Linked DNA regions of Homo sapiens: region 2 is linked to region 1. The links are chromatin loops, found by intact Hi-C in ENCODE. Cell type or tissue: heart left ventricle. All regions are shown on one strand. Each heading gives the region's core, and the rest is flanking DNA. Links, peaks and the distances in the headings are about the cores only.

Region 1 (10,465 bases), core at 4,216-8,215:
CTTCTTGGTGTGTGTGTGTTTGGGGTTGCCACAGGGCCATAACCCACTGCATCCCCCTGATAAGATCTTCCACCCAGGGCAGCCCCCACCCAGGGCAGCCCCCACCCAGTTGATCCCCCACCCAGATGATCCTCCACCCAGATGATCCCCCACCCAGATGATCCCCCACCCAGATGATCTGCCACCTGGATGATCCCCCACCGGGGACATCCCCCACCCAGGGCAGCCCCCACTCAGATGATCCCCCACCCGGGGCAGCCCCCACCCAGATGATCTCTCACACAGGGCTTCCCTCCTAGGGCATCTGCAACAGGCTTTCCCCCTAAGGTGACATCCCCCTCCCAGGACATCCACATCCCAGAGCCACCCCCTCCCAGAGCCACCCCCTAGGCCATTCCTTCACCAAGGCTCCACCACCCAGGACAACCCCCACAAAGATTCCCCACCCAGAGCATCCTCCCCACATGGCATCTCCACCCAGGGTATTCCCCCACCCAGGGCATGTTCCCCACATGGCATCCCACGTTTGACTTCTTGGCATGATAAAAGGTGCCTGCCCATGTGGGCTCCATGAGATCCCCCAGGGCGCATGGCATCACAGACCACATTTCCCAGATCCTATAACCTGTAACCCCAACCTGCTCGTTTGTTCACAAATGTCCAACGTGGCCTCCGCCCAGGGAGTGCCACCAACAGCCGCACCTGCCAGGCGACTTCACACAGCTGCTGTCCCCCTCTGGCCATCAGTCATCAGTCAATGGGGCCAGGAGCAGTGAGCACCGTGTATGGGGTATGGAGGTGGCTTCAAACCCAGGCCCTGGTCCAAGGGCCCTCATGTCTGACACAGGCGAGCTCCCAGCACCCTCTGCCTTGTCAGGAGTATGTGACATGCCTTCCTGGCCCACAGAGGTGGGTGAAGTGTGCGTACCTCAGCGTGCCCATGGCTGCCACTCACTGTTCACCCACTCACACTGGATCCCCGCCCAGAAACACACCAGGCCAGTCCCACCCCACTCAGAAGTGCTGCTGGTGCCTCAGGGCCAGGGAGCCATGTCCAGGCCCCAGCCAGCCCCGGGGACCTGACCCAGCCCCTCCCCCTGAGCCCAGGGCACCGCTGCACAGCCACCTGCATCTCCCACCCATGGCATCTCGCAGGTAACCTGGCCACCGTGGCTGCTTCTGGGGCGTCCACCCTCTCCTGCGCACACCGGCCCCCGCTTCTCCTAAGGCTGCCCAAGGGCCGGTTTCCTCTGCCCCTCGGCGGGGTGGCACCTCTGCCTTCTCAGTGCCTGAGGAGCCTGGGCCATGGACAGAGCCACTGGGGTGAAGCTCATCTCAGCCTCACCTCCCACCAGGCTTGTTCCTGCCACCTTCGCCAGTGCCCACGTGTCCCCAGGCCGCCTGCTGGGAGGGCCCCACCTGGCACCTGGCACAGCCCACCTGCAGTTCTAGTGCCAGCCGTTCTGGGCCGCCTCTCTTCATGTTCCGGGAGTGGGATGGGGTCTTACCGTCCGTTTTCCCGTCGAAGCTGCAATTCCTGAGCACTGTGCTTTGGCTTTGCCTGTTTTTAACCTTTAACCAGAAGCCACGTGGTGGGCACACTGCTGTGCTGGCTAACGTGGATCAATAGTGTGCGCGAGTGGTCCGTCCACACTGCGTCGAGGAGCCCCAGGTGCTCGTGCTCAGCGCCGCCCACACTCCCACGGGGATGCCCGCTGTCCCTGAGACCACCATACTGTCAGCAGGTGCATGTCCACGCGGTTCCCCTTTCTTGGCAACTAGGGATGAAGCTGTCGTGGGCATTCCTGGGATGTTCTTTGGGGCATGTGGTCATGAGTCTCTTGGGTCAATCTGGAAGTGGAGCCGTTGAGTCTGGGATCTAGTGTGTCTTTTCATTCATCAGATGATGCCAAGCAGTTTCCCAAAGGGATTAAAGCCATTCGCCCCCACAGTTTCCTGTTGACCCACATCCTTGCCGGCACTAGCCACTGTCAGCCTTTGCAATGTCTTAGCCTTTTGTAAGGCTGTGTGGAAGCCTTATGATTTGCATTTTCCTGGTCATACTAACGAAGCTGAGTGCTTCCCACCGAGCACTGGGCACTTGGATACCCTCGTCCCCGAGGGGCCTGTTCAAGTCAGCTGCCCTTTGTGGATTGAGTTCCTATCGATTTGTAGAGGTTCTTTATATATTCTGGAGACAAGCCAACATTTGTTGTGCATAGCAAACATCTCCTACCCTGGGGTTTGCTTTTTCACTCTCTTGATGATATTTTTTCAACGAACAGAAGTTCTTTCTTTTAATCTGGTGCCTTCTAAGAATCTTTTCCTGCAGGGCAAGGCTTTCTGTGTCCGTGTAACAAATTTCCCCCACGCCAAGAACATCAGAAATTCTTTTGCATTACCTTCCCAAAGCTTCTAGATCTGATCTGGAGGACAGCCCTTTAGCATGCAGACGCAGCTGAACCTTCCCTTAAATCAGCAAATTCCCGTCAGCTGACTTCCTCACACCAGCCACGTATGCAGCCTTCATTTTCTCCACCTAAAAATGGGCAACCAGAGGCTGGATGTGTCTCAGAAGGCAGGTGCTGTTGGCAGCCCTGGCCTAACACCCATCCTGGCTTAGGTGGACCCCCAAGGGCCTCTGGAGCCCCCTGTGGTCTCTCAGTGCCACCTGAGGGCCTCAAAGACTTTGTTCCCCATGAGGGGTGCTGAGCCTCTGGTCCCACCCGCTGTGTCACTGTGTCCAGAGGCTTCTGACAATTGACACAGTCCGGGGTTAACACAACAGGGACGCATTCCCCCATCATCCTGGAGACCAGAAGCCCAGCGTCCAGGCATCTCATGAGTCAGCTTCCTCTGGAGGCTTGGTGGGACGCTCCCTGCCTCTTCTAGCTTCTGGTGGCTCCAGTTGTCCTGGGCGTGTGGCTGCATCACTGCAGCCCCAGCCTCAGGGCGACTGTGTTAGTCTGTGTGTGTTGCTGTAACAGCACCAGGCATGGTAATTTATGAAATGATATGTTCACTTCTCACAGTTCTGGAGGCTGGAGAGTCCAAGATCAAGGCACCTGCAGGCTTGGCGTCCGACAAGGGCCCTTCCCTGCTTCCAAGACAGGGCCTGGTTGCCATGTCCTCATGCCCCAGCCCTTTGATAAGGCACTCGGTCATTCCCAGGAGCCTGGCCCCCATAGCTGAATCTCATCCCCCAAAGGCTCTGTTAATGCCACCACAATGGGGATTAGGTTCCAGCGTGGATTTTGGAGGGGACGAATTCAGCCTGTAGCACCTTCTTCTCTTCTCTCTGTGTCTTCTCTTCTGCCTCTTCTAGGTAGAGACACTCACCATTGGATTTAGGGCTCAGCTGTGGATAATCCAAGATGATCTCATTTCCAGATCCTTTCTCCAAACAAGGTCGCGTTCACAGGTTCTGGGGATTAGATGGGGCCACCATTGGCCCAGAGCTGGCCTGGTCCCAGCTGCCTGCAGGTGCCCTGGACCCTGAGCCCCAAGGGTAACCCAAGGGCAGTGAGTGGGCTGGGGCGGGGCAGGGCAGGGTCCTCGTGAGTCTGGCACTCAGTGAAGCTGCGCTGGATGAGGGACCAGCCCCTGGTTCTGCAGTGTTCTGTAACCTGCTCTGCCCCCTTGAGAGCCTCGGCTGTTTTCTCCTGTAACCCATTGTGCCTCCCTTGAGAGCCGCGGCTGTGTCCTCTAACCTGGTGTGCCCCGCGTGAGAGTCCTTGCTGTCCCCACAGAAGGTGCCTTTAATGGAGGCAGGTCCCACCGCATCTGCAGCCGCCGAGTCTCCGACATGGTTGATGGGATGAGCCAGCCGGGATCTCTATTCCCTTTTGGGATGCTCTGTTGGTGGAATGTCCTGTGTCGTGCTTTAGAGAAATGGTGTTGGCCCGGGTGGTGGGCACTGGCTGGGCATGTGGTTTAATTCTCACTTGGGCCTTGGACAGCCATCTCAGACCCGTATCAGTCTCCGCCGCAGCGTCCTTTGCAGAGTCTGGGAGCCCCCTTGCCCCTCTGTCCTACGGTGGCTGCGGAGGTGCGCCGGGTCCCCCAGCACTGCCAGCCCGCCTGCGCCATGCTCAAATTCTCGCGGGGCCTCAGCCGCCTCCCTGCTGGGCAGGGCTCGGGACCCGCCGACCGCCATGCCGAGGCCACGCCCCCCCTCCCCCGCCCCGGGCTCCCTCGGTGCTGGGGCCTCCCGGAAGGGCGCCGCCCCCGCCGGGTCCCATGGACCGCCCAAGGGCTGAGGAGTGCGGGCGCGTGGCGCAGTACTGGCGGGCAGCTCCGCCTGCTGCGGGGCTCAGGATCCGATAGAGAAAGCTAGCTAGACTCCTGAGTGGAGTGGGGGCTTGGAGAACTTTTATGTCTAGCTAAAGGCTTGTCAATGCACCAATCAGCACTCTGTCAAAATGGACCAATCAACGCTCTGTAAAACGGACCAATTAGCTCCCTGTACAATGGGCCAATCAGCAGGATGTGGGTGGGGTCAGATAACGGAATAAAAGCGGGTAGCCGGAACGCCCTGCCGCAACCTGACTCCATTCTCTTCTCCGCTGTGGAAAGTTTGTTCTTTTGCTCTTAGCAATAAATCTTGCCGCTCAGTCTGGGTGCGCGCCGCTTTTGTGAGCTGTAGCACTCACCAGGGAGGTCTGCAGCGAAGGTCTGCAGCTTTGCTCTTGAGGCCAGCCAGACCACGAGCCCACCGGAGGGAGCGAACAGCTCCAGACGCGCTGTCTCTGAGAGGCGTAAGTAACACTCACCACTGAGGTCTGAATTGAAGCCGGCGAGACTAGGAACCCACGGGAAGGAATGAATGACTCCAGAGGCGTCACCTTGAAGAGCTGTAACACTCACTGCGAGAGTCCGCGGCTTCACTCCTAAAGTCAGCGAGACCACGAACCCACCAGAAGGAAGAAACTCCAGACGCATCTGAACATCTGAAGGAAGAAACTCCAGGGTCGCCATCTTTAAGAACTGTGACACTCACTGCGGGGCTCCGCAGCTTCATTCCTGACGTCAGCGAGACCAATAACCCACCAATTCCAGACACACTGCGTCCTGTGCTGCAGGGGGAAAGGCACGGACTCAAAACTGCCAGCTTTGTTCTGATTGGGAGCTCTGCCTGCCTGACAGGCGGCCTGGGCTGAGAAGAGTGGGGCGGTTCACAGGGAGAGTCCCGCGGAGCAGGAGGGCCGTGCGATGATAGTGAAAAACAAGAACCATCTGCCAAAGGGCTGTGCTGCACCCAAATGGGCTCTGAAATAAGGAATGGGACCTGAGCCGCCTTGTTCCTTGGCCCTGTTTAATGGGGAAGCACCTCCTCGGCAGGAGGGCAGGGCTCCCAGGTCCTAGAAGGCCCCTTGGTGGGACAGGAGGGCTGGGTGAGCTCCACAGGGGCTCTGTCCACTCCTTCCGCTGTGAGGGTGGCTTTTGCTTCTGGGGCTTCGGGTCGCTGTGGTCTTTGATGTTGCTGTCCCATTCACCAGCGAGGGTCTCGAGCTGAGAGCTGTCCAGGCTGAATGCCCAGTGGGCAGTTTGAGGCCAGGAGCACACTGCGTGGGCCCAGCAGGCGCCTTGCAGTGGAGACTTTCCCCTCAGCCCTGCTGGCCAGGGGCCTACCCGGTCTCCCTTGGGGCTGTGCCATTCCTGTGCTTCGGATTTACTGGGGGGTTGCTTCTCCCTGGTCCTGATCCCCTCCACTCCCTCAGTCAGCGACCTGGGTCCAGGTCATGATGGAGCACTGGGCGTTGCAGAGGGGCCATCCCAGGGCTTCGGTGCCAAGGTGGGACCTGTGGCCGTGGGACATTGGAGGGTCCATCAGGCCCTCAGGAGCTTTGCCACCTGCAGGCACGAGAGGGTCCCGTTCCAGCAGTGGGGTCTGGCCCTAGGGTTTCCTAAACAGGAGTGGGGTTTAATGACAACAGTCTCCAGGGACTCTGGGCAGGATTGAGGGCTGTGATGGCAGCCAGCCTGGGGTGGAGGGTGCTCCCCCTGGACAGGACTTGGGCGTAAAGGTTCTGAAGAGCCCAGCGGCAGTACACCCAGCTGAGCCTGCGGAGGCCAGGGTATCTGCATGGGAATCTGCCCATGGAGAGAGGACCAGGGACCCCCAGGGGTTCCTGGCATGCACTCCCACCTGCAGGGCCTGGGACAGCTCCTGTCACCAGCTGAGAGATGCCTGAATACTGCTGAGCGCCTCGGCCCCCACCCCTCCAACCTGTTTCCCAGTCAGCTTGCAACACAGCGTGTCCTTCACAGCTCCCTGGATGCCAGTGCCCCGAGGGCATGGAAGGAAGGGGTTGGAGAGAGGCATCTGAGCCAGCATGGCCCCTGCCAGGGGCATCCTGCAGTCACAGCACGTTGGACTCCTGGGCGGCGTCTCCAGGGTTAGAGGGAGCAGCTCCCACCCAGGCCCCAGGCCTCCAAATCACCAGGGAACCCATTGTCATCCCTGAACAGGGAGTTCTCCAGGGCACGAGCATCGGCTCCTGCCAGGCAGAAGCACGCGGGGCTCCTGGGAACCTGAGTTAACAGAAGGTTTGGGTTGAGTGTGTGGCGTGCGTGCCTGATGTTCCCAGCCTGGTCCCTTCCCAAGGAATGCTTGCCTTCGGGTTCTGGTGGAATCCAGTTGGCTGCCATCACAGAGTCTTTCTCCGCAGAGACAGGTTCTCCCTCAGGCTGTGCCTGCATGAGGCCATCGGGTGCGAGGGAGATGGGGAGCGGCTGCACCCCTTCAAGGATGAGGAGACTGAGGCGCAAGCAACTGTCCCACCATGGGCACCTGCCTGGGAGCGAGCTCTGGGGGTCAGCGGGTGCAGCTGGAGAAGCTGCTGGTGGCTTCTCCAGAGCAGGTGGAGCTGTCAGAGGTCACGCCCTGGCCTGGTCCAGCCCAGCACAACCCAGGGGGCCTGCAGGACACTTGTGACCAGGACAGAGGTTCTCAGGGAGGCCAGAGCCTGAGCAGGGCCGAGGGCTGGCTCTGAGGTCTCAGGTCCCAGGGAGGGGTGATGAGCTGAGGGGTAGTAGCTCCCACTGACTCCATGGCTCCTGCCTCCAGCTTTGACCCGGCACTGCTGATGATGTGAGCATGGCCTGTCCACCAGCCTCCTCTGCCAGCAAGGCTCAGCCACCCCACAGCCATCCACGTGAAGAGCAGTGGTGTAGGCTCTGTCGGCGCCACCCCCGCGTGGGCGTGGGCAGTGAACAAGGGAGCACCGAGGCTGCTGCTATCTTTAAAACAGCAGCTGGCCCTAGTGAGAGAGACCCCAGGCCCTAGTTACAGGCTCCAGGCCCAAGGGGCAGACCCCTGGCGCTAGTGACAGACCCCAGGTCCTAGTAATAGGCTCCAGGCCCAAGGGGCAGACCCCTGGCCCTAGTGACAGACCCCAGGTCCTAGTTACAGGCTCCAGGCCCAAGGGGCAGACCCCTAGCCCTAGTGACAGACCCCAGGTCCTAGTAACAGGCTCCAGGCCCAAGGGGCAGACCCCTGGCCCTAGTGACAGACCCCAGGCCGTAGTTACAGGCTCCAGGCTCAAGGGGCAGACCCCTGGCTGTAGTGACAGACCCCAGGTCCTAGTAACAGGCTCCAGGCCCAAGGGACAGGTCCCGGCCCTAGTGACTGACAGGCCCCTGGTCCTAGTGAGAACCCCCTGGCCCAAGTGCGAGACCCCTGTTCCTAGTGACAGAGCCCGGTCAGTCCTAGTGCCTGGCCCCGCTTACTGATGCCACATGGACACCCGGGTTTCCAGCCCCTGGACAGCTCTGTGATCAGAGGCTGGGGCTGCTGTTTCCCCAGCCCTGTCAATTCTGTTCTGGCAGGTTTTCTGTAAGTTTGGCTTTGGGCAGTCCAGTGTCCAGTCTGAAGGCATTTCCCAGGAGATTCATTCTGACAAATGGGGCCCAGGTGATTTTCCGTGGGGCCTCTTGGGAACAGGAACAGCCTGTGGGGTTGGGGCCAAGGTGGCCTGCGGTGTCTGGGACGAAGCCCCGCCTAGGTGGCCGAGTCCTTGGAGCTGGTGACACACCTGGGACAGGCATTCCCTGGCCAGCGAGGATGCTTCGGACAGCCACCCTCTGGGGTCTGCCTTTGCCTGCCCCACTCTGAGGTCTGTGGTGCCACCTCTGCCCTCATCTTCTGTCCTCTTCAAGCCTGTTTTGAAGATGCCAGTTGGACAACACAGTCTTGCCCACACCTGTGGGTGAGCCCGTAGGCACCATCCTCCTGACTCCCTGGGGAGGTGCTGCAGGTGTGTGGGAGTGGGGTGGGCTCAGTCTCCAAGCAGGTCCTGGCCCTGGGGGTTGGGGCGCAAGTGGGGTGGGCTCAGCCTCCAAGCAGTTCCTGGCCAGGCCCCACTTGGGCTCCCGTGGGGTTTGGCCAGGGAAGGGGCATGTGCTGTGAGCAGGCACCTGGGTCGGGGCAGGGCTGGGCACGTCCCTCCTACCAGGGAGGTGCTGGCCAGTGGGAGAGGGTGCAGGTGCACACCTGGATGCAAGCCACAGGCCTGGGAGTACAGGGCACAGCTGAGATGGTGGGCACAGGCCTGGGAGTGCAGGGCACATGTGGGATGGTGGGCACAGGTCTGGGAGTGAAGAGCGACCCCCTGGAGGTTCAGGGCACACACGTGGAGATGGTGGGTACACGCCTGGGAGCTTGTCCTTGGACCCCATGTGAGCAGTTTGTCTTCCTGGAGTCTCTTCTGCTACACAACCTTCTTTTCCCTCACGGTGAAAGAGCAGAGCCTCTGGGGGAAATGGTGTGAGGGTCTGCACCCAGGGCTCAGGTGCACTGCACCCAGAAACTGGGAAAGTGGAGGACACCTGGCCTCTGCCCATCCAAGGAGAAGCAGCTGGCACAGCAGCATGCCATGCTCGGTGGAGAGCGCCAAGGTAGAGGCGCCCGCCCAGGCTCGTTGTCCGTCTGACACCTCCTCATTCTCTTAAAACTAAATGTATTCTTATTACCGTCATTGTGGAAACAGCACGTGGGTCTAATGAAGCGATCCAGACAGTGCATCTCCCATCTTCTCCGCTCCTGATCTGTGTGTGTGGCCCGTGTCCTGCTCCTCCAGACCCAGCAGCAGCCTGGCTGTCTTCCCACAGCGGCACATCGTGCCTAATTCATTCTGTCATTTTTAGTTTAAAAACTTTTTTAAAAATATTTTGTTAAACTAATACATGTTTGAGGTAAAACAAAACTACAAGAACCTAGAACAGTGAAGCTCAGATGGGCTCTGAGGCGAGTCCCCACGTGAGACCCCTCAGCACACACCCCACGCAGAGGCGGGCTTTGGAAGCATTTCTGGCAGCTGGCGTCTGAGGTCGGCACTGCTCCACCCCTTGGTGCAGAAAGGCTGGGGCTGAGTTGGGACGGGTTCCACTTTTCCCTCCAGAACTGCCTGGGCCTGGTTCTCAGCCCTCCCAAGCGCCCGTGGACTCACTCCCGTGTGACGGCCATGGGTTCCTGCATCTACTACTTCTTCTCGGCTGTTGACGGCTGTCACCCTCGTCTTCCTGGGAAGCCCAGTCACCAAGCACCTCCGCAGGGGGTGTGGCCACGTCTCTGAGGTCACACCCACTGCAGGTGGCCTTGCTCCCCTCAGCCTGAGTGGGACAGTGGACGTGGGTATCCAAGTCCCAGCCCGAAGCATTTTTCCTCAGAACGTTTGAAGGCAGTGTCTGTCTTCAGTAGATCCGGCGATGGTCTGACCCCTGTTCCTTTCTGCCCTCTCCCCCACGGCCCCCACCGTGCTCTCATGCGTGCCATCTCATGCTGCTTGCTGTGCTGAGAGGGGCTGAGCCTAGCACAGGTGGTGCCTGCCCAGCAGGGGCGCAGGGGCCGCGGGCCGGACCGTTCTCACGCGTCGTGACTCCCACCCGTCCGCATCTCTGCTCACGCACATTCTCTTCCGCCAGGTCTGAAATCGCCTGCTGGCCTCCCTCTGACCTGCCTCAGTTTCTCCTCTTCACTCCTCGCTGCCTGATGTGTCATTGCTTATTTGTTTATCACTTGTCCCAACTGAAGGCCTCACGAGGGCAGGACGTTTTATGTCCCGCTCAGCCCTCCAAGGCCAACCTCCAAGCTTATCAAAACCTCATGCAAAGCACGTGCTGATGGGCTGGGAAGTCCTGCGTGAGCCCTGAAGGTGGCTCTGAGGGGCTTCCCTCATCCCTTTGCTCCCAGGCGGGCCCCACGGGGTGCAGGTTCTCAGATGACTCTCTGAGGTGTGTGAATAAGGGTCTCTGTTCAGGCGCATCCCCACAGGAGATGAGACCACAGAACGCAGCCCTGAGTTTGAAGCATCCCAGAAGGTTCTTTCTCTCTGACCCGCACGCCCACCACTGTTCTGGGTGCTCACAAAACCCACCATTGCTTCTGGTAATTTCTCAGCTGCTCCTCCTGTCCAGCGACCCCTGCTGCAGAGGCCCAGGGGAAACACAGGCCAGGCCTGTGAGA
Region 2 (10,465 bases), core at 3,770-7,769, 92 kb after region 1:
TATTCCCCCACCCAGGGCATGTTCCCCACATGGCATCCCACGTTTGACTTCTTGGCATGATAAAAGGTGCCTGCCCATGTGGGCTCCATGAGATCCCCCAGGGCGCATGGCATCACAGACCACATTTCCCAGATCCTATAACCTGTAACCCCAACCTGCTCGTTTGTTCACAAATGTCCAACGTGGCCTCCGCCCAGGGAGTGCCACCAACAGCCGCACCTGCCAGGCGACTTCACACAGCTGCTGTCCCCCTCTGGCCATCAGTCATCAGTCAATGGGGCCAGGAGCAGTGAGCACCGTGTATGGGGTATGGAGGTGGCTTCAAACCCAGGCCCTGGTCCAAGGGCCCTCATGTCTGACACAGGCGAGCTCCCAGCACCCTCTGCCTTGTCAGGAGTATGTGACATGCCTTCCTGGCCCACAGAGGTGGGTGAAGTGTGCGTACCTCAGCGTGCCCATGGCTGCCACTCACTGTTCACCCACTCACACTGGATCCCCGCCCAGAAACACACCAGGCCAGTCCCACCCCACTCAGAAGTGCTGCTGGTGCCTCAGGGCCAGGGAGCCATGTCCAGGCCCCAGCCAGCCCCGGGGACCTGACCCAGCCCCTCCCCCTGAGCCCAGGGCACCGCTGCACAGCCACCTGCATCTCCCACCCATGGCATCTCGCAGGTGACCTGGCCACCGTGGCTGCATCTGGGGCGTCCACCCTCTCCTGCGCACACCGGCCCCCGCTTCTCCTAAGGCTGCCCAAGGGCCGGTTTTCTCTGCCCCTCGGCGGGGTGGCACCTCTGCCTTCTCAGTGCCTGAGGAGCCTGGGCCATGGACAGAGCCACTGGGGTGAAGCTCATCTCAGCCTCACCTCCCACCAGGCTTGTTCCTGCCACCTTCGTCAGTGCCCACGTGTCCCCAGGCCGCCTGCTGGGAGGGCCCCACCTGGCACCTGGCACAGTCCACCTGCAGTTCTAGTGCCAGCCGTTCTGGGCCGCCTCTCTTCGTGTTCCGGGAGTGGGATGGGGTCTTACTCACCGTCCGTTTTCCCGTCGAAGCTGCAATTCCTGAGCACTGTGCTTTGGCTTTGCCTGTTTTTAACCTTTAACCAGAAGCCACGTGGTGGGCACACTGCTGTGCTGGCTAACGTGGATCAATACTGTGCGCGAGTGGTCCGTCCACACTGCGTCGAGGAGCCCCAGGTGCTCGTGCTCAGCGCCGCCCACACTCCCACGGGGATGCCCGCTGTCCCTGAGACCACCATACTGTCAGCAGGTGCATGTCCACGCGGTTCCCCTTTCTTGGCAACTAGGGATGAAGCTGTCGTGGGCATTCCTGGGATGTTCTTTGGGGCATGTGGTCATGAGTCTCTTGGGTCAATCTGGAAGTGGAGCCGTTGAGTCTGGGATCTAGTGTGTCTTTTCGTTCATCAGATGATGCCAAGCAGTTTCCCAAAGGGATTAAAGCCATTCGCCCCCACAGTTTCCTGTTGACCCACATCCTTGCCGGCACTAGCCACTGTCAGCCTTTGCAATGTCTTAGCCTTTTGTAAGGCTGTGTGGAAGCCTTATGATTTGCATTTTCCTGGTCATACTAACGAAGCTGAGTGCTTCCCACCGAGCACTGGGCACTTGGATACCCTCGTCCCCGAGGGGCCTGTTCAAGTCAGCTGCCCTTTGTGGATTGAGTTCCTATCGATTTGTAGAGGTTCTTTATATATTCTGGAGACAAGCCAACATTTGTTGTGCATAGCAAACATCTCCTACCCTGGGGTTTGCTTTTTCACTCTCTTGATGATATTTTTTCAACGAACAGAAGTTCTTTCTTTTAATCTGGTGCCTTCTAAGAATCTTTTCCTGCAGGACAAGGCTTTCTGTGTCCGTGTAACAAATTTCCCCCACGCCAAGAACATCAGAAATTCTTTTGCATTACCTTCCCAAAGCTTCTAGATCTGATCTGGAGGACAGCCCTTTAGCATGCAGACGCAGCTGAACCTTCCCTTAAATCAGCAAATTCCCGTCAGCTGACTTCCTCACACCAGCCACGTATGCAGCCTTCATTTTCTCCACCTAAAAATGGGCAACCAGAGGCTGGATGTGTCTCAGAAGGCAGGTGCTGTTGGCAGCCCTGGCCTAACACCCATCCTGGCTTAGGTGGACCCCCAAGGGCCTCTGGAGCCCCCTGTGGTCTCTCAGTGCCACCTGAGGGCCTCAAAGACTTTGTTCCCCATGAGGGGTGCTGAGCCTCTGGTCCCACCCGCTGTGTCACTGTGTCCAGAGGCTTCTGACAATTGACACAGTCCGGGGTTAACACAACAGGGACGCATTCCCCCATCCTCCTGGAGACCAGAAGCCCAGCGTCCAGGCATCTCATGAGTCAGCTTCCTCTGGAGGCTTGGTGGGACGCTCCCTGCCTCTTCTAGCTTCTGGTGGCTCCAGTTGTCCTGGGCGTGTGGCTGCGTCACTGCAGCCCCGGCCTCATGGCGACTGTGTTAGTCCGTGTGTGTTGCTGTAACAGCACCAGGCATGGTAATTTATGAAATGATATGTTCACTTCTCACAGTTCTGGGGGCTGGAGAGTCCAAGATCAAGGCACCTGCAGGCTTGGCGTCCGACAAGGGCCCTTCCCTGCTTCCAAGACAGGGCCTGGTTGCCATGTCCTCATGCCCCAGCCCTTTGATAAGGCACTCGGTCATTCCCAGGAGCCTGGCCCCCATAGCTGAATCTCATCCCCCAAAGGCTCTGTTAATGCCACCACAATGGGGATTAGGTTCCAGTGTGGATTTTGGAGGGGACGAATTCAGCCTGTAGCACCTTCTTCTCTTCTCTCTGTGTCTTCTCTTCTGCCTCTTCTAGGTAGAGACACTCACCATTGGATTTAGGGCTCAGCTGTGGATAATCCAAGATGATCTCATTTCCAGATCCTTTCTCCAAACAAGGTCGCGTTCACAGGTTCTGGGGATTAGATGGGGCCACCATTGGCCCAGAGCTGCCCTGGTTCCAGCTGCCTGCAGGTGCCCTGGACCCGGAGCCCCGAGGGTAACCCAAGGGCAGTGAGTGGGCTGGGGCGGGGCAGGGCAGGGTCCTCGTGAGTCTGGCACTCAGTGAAGCTGCGCTGGATGAGGGACCAGCCCCTGGTTCTGCAGTGTTCTGTAACCTGCTCTGCCCCCTTGAGAGCCTCGGCTGTTTTCTCCTGTAACCCATTGTGCCTCCCTTGAGAGCCCCGGCTGTGTCCTCTAACCTGGTGTGCCCCGCGTGAGAGTCCTTGCTGTCCCCACAGAAGGTGCCTTTAATGGAGGCAGGTCCCACCGCATCTGCAGCCGCCGAGTCTCCGACATGGTTGATGGGATGAGCCAGCCGGGATCTCTATTTTATTCCCTTTTGGGATGCTCTGTTGGTGGAATGTCCTGTGTCGTGCTTTAGAGAAATGGTGTTGGCCCAGGTGGTGGGCACTGGCTGGGCATGTGGTTTAACTCTCACTTGGGCCTTGGACAGCCATCTCAGACCCGTATCAGTCTCCGCCACAGCGTCCTTTGCAGAGTCCGGGAGCCCTGTTGGCACCTCCATCCCATGGTGGCCATTCGGTGGCAAAGTTGGTGGCCCTGGCAGCCCCGGCGTCTGTGGCCTGGATACTCAGCCATAGTGCTCTGGAATGTTCCATCCTCCCACCTGCGTCTCCCTGTCATCCTTAATCCTGAGTCTCCCACTCAGAGGGGATCTGCCGTGTGGCCTGGGAGGGTTTTCTCTGAGACTGCCCCGCCTTCTCATCCCTACACCTGAGTGCAGATGGGCTCTGGTGGCCGTCCCCAGAGTGGCCACGCTGGGCGCTGCAAGGACCACACTCTGCAGATGGGGGCCAAGATGTGGTTCCCAGAGGCAGAGGGCACCAGGGGCTGGGTGCACCCTGTTGACCCGAGAAGCTCCTCCGCAGCCATCTCTCTTCTTCTGAGGGCGGAGGGAGGGTGAGTGGAGGTGGCCAGGGCCATGCAGCCCCTGCTCCCCTGCCCCCCTTACCGGAAGGCTCCTTGTGCAGGGCCCCTCCCACCCCATGAGCCTTAGGAGTGTGCAAAGCCTGCCCTGTCCTGCCCAGGTCTGAGGCCATGCGGTTGTGGTGAGTGGCAGGGGTCCCGAGTGGCCCAGTGCAGGATGGCCGGAGGACGCCATGTGAGACGACCAGGATAGAAGTGTGGTGTGCTGGGGACGCTGCCACAGGACTCCACCCTGCCCTCCTCCTCCCACTTCCTTGGGGACTGCACTCAGCCTGGGCTTGGCTCTGGCCTTCAGGGTCCCTGGAGAGCAGGAGCCCGACCTCAGGTCTTCTATGGGGCAGAGCCTCAGCCCAGGCCTGGAGACCCCATCCTAGCGATCCCTCTGGACCAGTGACCTCTCAGGATCAACCAGTGACTCTCAAGAGTGATGACCTCTGGACCAGTGACCCCTCAGGACAGTGACCTCTCAGGACCAGTGACCTCTCTGGACCGGGCACCTCTCAGGATGGTGACCTCTCAGGACCGTGACCTTTCAGGACTGTGACCTCTCTGGACGTGTGTCCTGGGGCGGCCCCGGCCGTGTGCACCTGTCTGGCCTCTGGGTGGGGTGTGCTCCCGAGTGTGCCGTGGGGATGCTGGGCTGGAGCGGCTGATCATCCTGCCTCCTGTGCTGCAGGGGGATGTGCACAGACTCAAAACTGCCGGCTTTGTTCTGATTGGGAGCTCTGACTGCCTGACAGGCGGCCTGGGCTGAGAAGAGTGGGGCGGTTCACAGGGAGAGTCCCGCGGAGCAGGAGTGCCGTGCGATGATAATGAAAAACAGGAACCGTCTGCGCTCAAATGGGCACTGAAATAAGGAGTGGGGGCTGGCGGGGTGGCACGGTGTCCACCCTGGGCATGGCAGGACCTGAGCCACCTTGTTCCTTGGCCCTGTTTAATGGGGAAGCACCTCCTCGGCAGGAGGGCAGGGCTCCAGGTCCTAGAAGGCCCCTTGGTGGGACAGGAGGGCTGGGTGAGCTCCACAGGGGCTCTGTCCACTCCTTCCGCTGTGAGAGTGGCTTTTGCTTCTGGGGCTTCGGGTCGCTGTGGTCTTTGATGTTGCTGTCCCCTTGTCCTCTGGGTCTCCAGCGCCGAGAGCTGTCCAGGCTGAATGCCCAGTGGGCAGCTTGGGGCCAGGACCACACGGCGTGGGCCCAGGAGGCGCCCTGCAGTGGAGACTTTCTCCTCAGCCCTGCTGGCCAGGCGCCTACAAGGTCTCCCTTGGGGCTGTGCCGTGCCTGTGCTTCGGATTTACTGGGGGGCTGCTTCCCCCTGGTCCCGATCCCCTCCGCTCCCTCAGTCAGCGTCCTGGGGCCAGGTCATGATGGAGCACTGGGCGTTGCAGAGGGGCCATCCCAGGGCTTCGGCGTCAAGGTGGAAACTGTGGCCGTGGGACATTGGAGGGTCCATCAGGCCCTCAGGAGCTTTGCCATCTGCAGGCACGAGAGGGTCCTGTTCCGGCAGTGGGGTCTGGCCCTGGGGTTTCCTAAACAGGAGTGGGGTTTAATGACAACAGTCTCCAGGGACTCTGGGCAGGATTGAAGGCTGTGATGGCAGCCGGCCCGAGGTGGAGGGTGCTCCCCCTGGACAGGACTTGGGCGTAAAGGTTCTGAAGAGCCCAGCGGCAGCACACCCAGCTGAGCCTGTGGAGGCCGGGGTATCCGCAGGGGAATCTGCCCATGGAGAGAAGACCAGGGACCGCCAAGGTTGCCCAGCATGCACTCCCACCTGCAGGGCCTGGGACAGCTCCTGTCGCCAGCTGAGAGATGCCTGAATACTGCTGAGCGCCTCGGCCCCCACCCCTCCAACCTGTTTCCCAATCAGCTTGCAACACAGCGTGCCCTTCACAGCTCCCTGGATGCCAGTGCCCTGAGGGCATGGAAGGAAGGGGTTGGTGAGAGGCGTCTGAGCCAGCATGGCCCCTGCCAGGGGCATCCTGCAGTCACAGCACGTTGGATTCCTGGGCAGTGTCTCCAGGGGTAGAGGGAGCAGCTCCCACCCAGGCCCCAGGCCTCCAAATCACCAGGGAACCCATTGTCATCCCTGAACAGGGAGTTCTCCAGGGCACGAGCATCGGCTCCTGCCAGGCAGAAGCACGCGGGGCTCCTGGGAACCTGAGTTAACAGAAGGTTTGGGTTGAGTGTGTGGCGTGCGTGCCTGATGCTCCCAGCCTGGTCACTTCCCAAGGAATGCTTGCCCTCGGGTTCTGGTGGAATCCAGTCGGCTGCCATCAGAGTGTCTTTCTCCGCAGAGACAGGTTCTCCCTCGGGCTGTGCCTGCATGAGGCCATCGGGTGCGAGGGAGATGGGGAGGGGGCTGCACCCCTTCAAGGATGAGGAGACTGAGGCACAAGCAGCTGTCCTACCATGGGCACTTGCCTGCGAGCGAGCTCTGGGGGTCAGCGGGTGCAGCTGGAGAAGCTGCTGGTGGCTTCTCTAGGGCAGGTGGAGCTGTCAGAGGTCACACCCTGGCCTGGTCCAGCCCAGCACAACCCAGGGGGCCTGCAGGACACTTGTGACCAGGACAGAGGTTCTCAGGGAGGCCAGAGCCTGAGCAGGGCCGAGGGCTGGCTCTGAGGTCTCAGGCCCCAGGGAGGGGTGATGAGCTGAGGGGTGGTAGCTCCCACTGACTCCATGGCTCCTGCCTCCAGCTTTGACCCAGCACTGCTGATGATGTGAGCACAGCCTGTCCACCAGCCTCCTCTGCCAGCAAGGCTCAGCCACCCCACAGCCATCCACATGGAGAGCAGTCGTGTAGGCTCTGTCGGCGCCACCCCCGCGTGGGCGTGGGCAGTGAACAAGGGAGCACCGAGGCTGCTGCTACCTTTAAAACAGCAGCTGGCCCTAGTGAGAGAGACCCCAGGCCCTAGTTACAGGCTCCAGGCCCAAGGGGCAGACCCCTGGCGCTAGTGACAGACCCCAGGTCCTAGTAACAGGCTCCAGGCCCAAGGGGCAGACCCCTGGCCCTAGTGACAGACCCCAGGTCCTAGTAATAGGCTCCAGGCCCAAGGGACAGGTCCTGGCCCTAGTGACTGACAGGCCCCTGGCCATAGTGACAGACCCCAGGCCCTAGTAACAGGCTCCAGGCCCAAGGGGCAGACCCCTGGCCCTAGTGACAGACCCCAGGTCCTAGTAACAGGCTCCAGGCCCAAGGGGCAGACCCCAGGCCCTAGTAACAGGCTCCAGGCCCAAGGGACAGGCCCCGGCCCTAGTGACTGACAGGCCCCTGGTCCTAGTGAGAACCCCCTGGCCCAAGTGCGAGACCCCTGTTCCTAGTGACAGAGCCCAGTCAGTCCTAGTGCCTGGCCCCGCTTACTGATGCCACATGGACACCCGGGTTTCCAGCCCCTGGACAGCTCTGTGATCAGAGGCTGGGGCTGCTGTTTCCCCAGCCCTGTCAATTCTGTTCTGGCAGGTTTTCTGTAAGTTTGGCTTTGGGCAGTCCAGTGTCCAGTCTGAAGGCGTTTCCCAGGAGATTCATTCTGACAAATGGGGCCCAGGTGATTTTCCGTGGGGCCTCTTGGGAACAGGGACAGCCTGTGGGGTTGGGGCCAAGGTGGCCTGCGGTGTCTGGGACGAAGCCCCGCCTAGGTGGCCGAGTCCTTGGAGCTGGTGACACACCTGGGACAGGCATTCCCTGGCCTGCGAGGAGGCTTCGTTCCCTAGGACAGCCACCCTCTGGGGTCTGCCTTTGCCTGCCCCACTCTGAGGTCTGTGGTGCCACCTCTGCCCTCATCTTCTGTCCTTTCCAAGCCTTTTTTGAAGATGCCAGTTGGACAACACAGTCTTGCCCACACCCGTGGGTGAGCCCGTAGGTGCCATCCTCCTGACTCCCTGGGGAGGCGCTGGGGGTGGGTGGGAGTGGGGTGGGCTCAGCCTCCAAGCAGGTCCTGGCCAGGCCCCACTTGTGGTCCCATAGGGTCTGGCCAGGGAAGGGGCATGTGCTGTGAGCAGACACCTGGGTCAGGTCAGGGCTTGGCACGTCCCTCCTACCAGGGAGGTGCCGGCCAGTGGGAGAGGGTGCAGGTGCACATCTGGATGCAAGACACAGGCCTGGGAGTACAGGCACAACTGGGATGGCGGGCACAGGCCTGGGAGTGCTGGGCACATGTGGGATGGTGGGCACAGGCCTGGGAGTGCAGGGTGACCCCCTGGGGGCTCAGGGCACACGCGTGGAGATGGTGGGTACACGCCTGGGAGCTTGTCCTTTGACCCCAGGTGAGCAGTTTGTCTTCCTGGAGTCTCTTCTGCTACACAACCTTCTTTTCCCTCACGGTGAAAGAGCAGAGCCTCTGGGGGAAATGGTGTGAGGGTCTGCACCCAGGGCTCAGGTGTGCTGTGCCCAGAAACTGGGAAAGTGGAGGACACCTGGCCTCTGCCCATCCAAGGAGAAGCAGCTGGCACAGCAGCATGCCATGCTCGGTGGAGAGCGCCAAGGGAGAGGCGCCCACCCAGGCTCGTTGTCCGTCTGACACCTCCATGTTCTCTCAAAATTAAATGTATTCTTATTACCGTCATTGTGGAAACAGCACGTGGGTCTAATGAAGCGATCCAGACAGTGTGGCTCCCATCTCCTCCACTCCTGCTCCGTGTCTGTGGCCCGTGTCCTGCTCCTCCAGACCCAGCAGCAGCCTGGCTGACTTCCCACAGCGGCACGTCGTGCCTAATTCATTGTCATTTTTAGTTTAAAAACCTTTTAAAAAATATTTTGTTAAGCTAATGCATGTTTGAGGTAAAACAAAACTACAAGAACCTAGAACAGTGAAGCTCAGATGGGCTCTGAGGCGAGTCCCCACGTGAGACCCCTCAGCACACACCCCACGCAGAGGCGGGCTTTGGAAGCATTTCTGGCAGCTGGCGTCTGAGGTCGGCACTGCTCCACCCCTTGGTGCAGAAAGGCTGGGGCTGAGTTGGGACGGGTTCCACTTTTCCCTCCGGAACTGCCTGGGCCTGGTTCTCAGCCCTCCCAAGCGCCCGTGGACTCACTCCCGTGTGACGGCCATGGGTTCCTGCATCTACTACTTCTTCTCGGCTGTTGACGGCTGTCACCCTCGTCTTCCTGGGAAGCCCAGTCACCAAGCACCTCCGCAGGGGGTGTGGCCACGTCTCTGAGGTCACACCCACTGCAGGTGGCCTTGCTCCCCTCAGCCTGAGTGGGACAGTGGACGTGGGTATCCAAGTCCCAGCCTGAAGCATTTTTCCTCAGAACGTTTGAAGGCAGTGTCTGTCTTCAGTAGATCCGGCGATGGCCTGACCCCTGTTCCTTTCTGCCCTCTCCCCCACGGCCCCCACCGTGCTCTCATGCGTGCCATCTCATGCTGCTTGCTGTGCTGAGAGGGGCTGAGCCTAGCACAGGTGGTGCCTGCCCAGCAGGGGCGCAGGGGCCGCGGGCCGGACCGTTCTCACGCGTCGTGACTCCCACCCGTCCGCATCTCTGCTCACGCACATTCTCTTCCGCCAGGTCTGAAATCGCCTGCTGGCCTCCCTCTGACCTGCCTCAGTTTCTCCTCTTCACTCCTCGCTGCCTGATGTGTCATTGCTTATTTGTTTATCACTTGTCCCAACTGAAGGCCTCATGAGGGCAGGACGTTTTATGTCCCGCTCAGCCCTCCAAGGCCAACCTCCAAGCTTATCAAAACCTCATGCAAAGCACGTGCTGATGGGCTGGGAAGTCCTGCGTGAGCCCTGAAGGTGGCTCTGAGGGGCTTCCCTCATCCCTTTGCTCCCAGGCGGGCCCCACGGGGTGCAGGTTCTCAGATGACTCTCTGAGGTGTGTGAATAAGGGTCTCTGTTCAGGCGCGTCCCCACAGGAGATGAGACCACAGAACGCAGCCCTGAGTTTGAAGCATCCCAGAAGGTTCTTTCTCTCTGACCCGCACACCCACCACTGTTCTGGGTGCTCACAAAACCCACCATTGCTTCTGGTAATTTCTCAGCTGCTCCTCCTGTCCAGCGACCCCTGCTGCAGAGGCCCAGGGGAAACACAGACCAGGCCTGTGAGAAGCTCCTGTTTCAGACAAAGAAATGGTGTCAGCGATAAAACTGGAAACTGTTCCCAGCTCGACACCTGACCTGGCCCTTCCACCCCCAGGATCCTGCCCCCAGGCGGCCCTTCCACCCCCAGGATCCTGCCCCCACGCGGCCCAGCCCCCACCAGGATCCTGCCCCTGCATCCTCCGCTGGGTTGGCATCTGCATTTTTGGTGCCTTCCAGGGAAAGGGGTGAGTGGGTGGGGCCTGAGGCCCTTAAGGTCCTCAGTGGAGGGAGTGCCCCTGGATTTTTTTCTGGCTGTTTTGGGGGAATTTGTGGGATCTCAGGGTCAGCAGCGGCCACACTCAGGACCCCACGATTACAGAGCCACACTTTGGCCATGACTGGCGCTGAGAACTCCAGATCTGAGAGGGCTTCGTGAGTCCCAGGGTTGGGACACCTACCTGTGTCCTCGGCA

Evidence for each region. A loop is a pair of places that touch in the nucleus more often than their neighbours do. Peaks named below come from ENCODE experiments on the same cell type or tissue, not always from the same donor. Only the 100,000 strongest peaks of a DNase experiment are listed, where the experiment ranks them.
Region 2: a loop joins it to region 1, with 5 times the contacts of the local background. A loop is called at or near these places in 62 of 110 quality-filtered maps.

Annotation. Positions count from the first base shown.
Region 1 is chr5:771,627-782,091 of GRCh38, reverse strand. The region is part of intron 1 of ZDHHC11B (zDHHC palmitoyltransferase 11B (putative)); the gene reads left to right. Among named protein-coding and RNA genes, the nearest start is that of ZDHHC11B, 7.9 kb to the left of the region's middle. RefSeq lists enhancers at 6,343-6,512, 9,685-10,328. In heart left ventricle, for the core only: no CTCF peak of the experiment used is centred there; DNase peaks (open chromatin) are centred at 4,691, 6,321 and 6,811.
Region 2 is chr5:679,085-689,549 of GRCh38, reverse strand. All of the region lies in intron 1 of TPPP (tubulin polymerization promoting protein), which reads left to right. Among named protein-coding and RNA genes, the nearest start is that of TPPP, 9.0 kb to the left of the region's middle. RefSeq lists enhancers at 2,235-2,736, 4,693-4,862, 7,605-7,774 and a cis regulatory region at 4,777. In heart left ventricle, for the core only: no CTCF peak of the experiment used is centred there; a DNase peak (open chromatin) is centred at 5,429.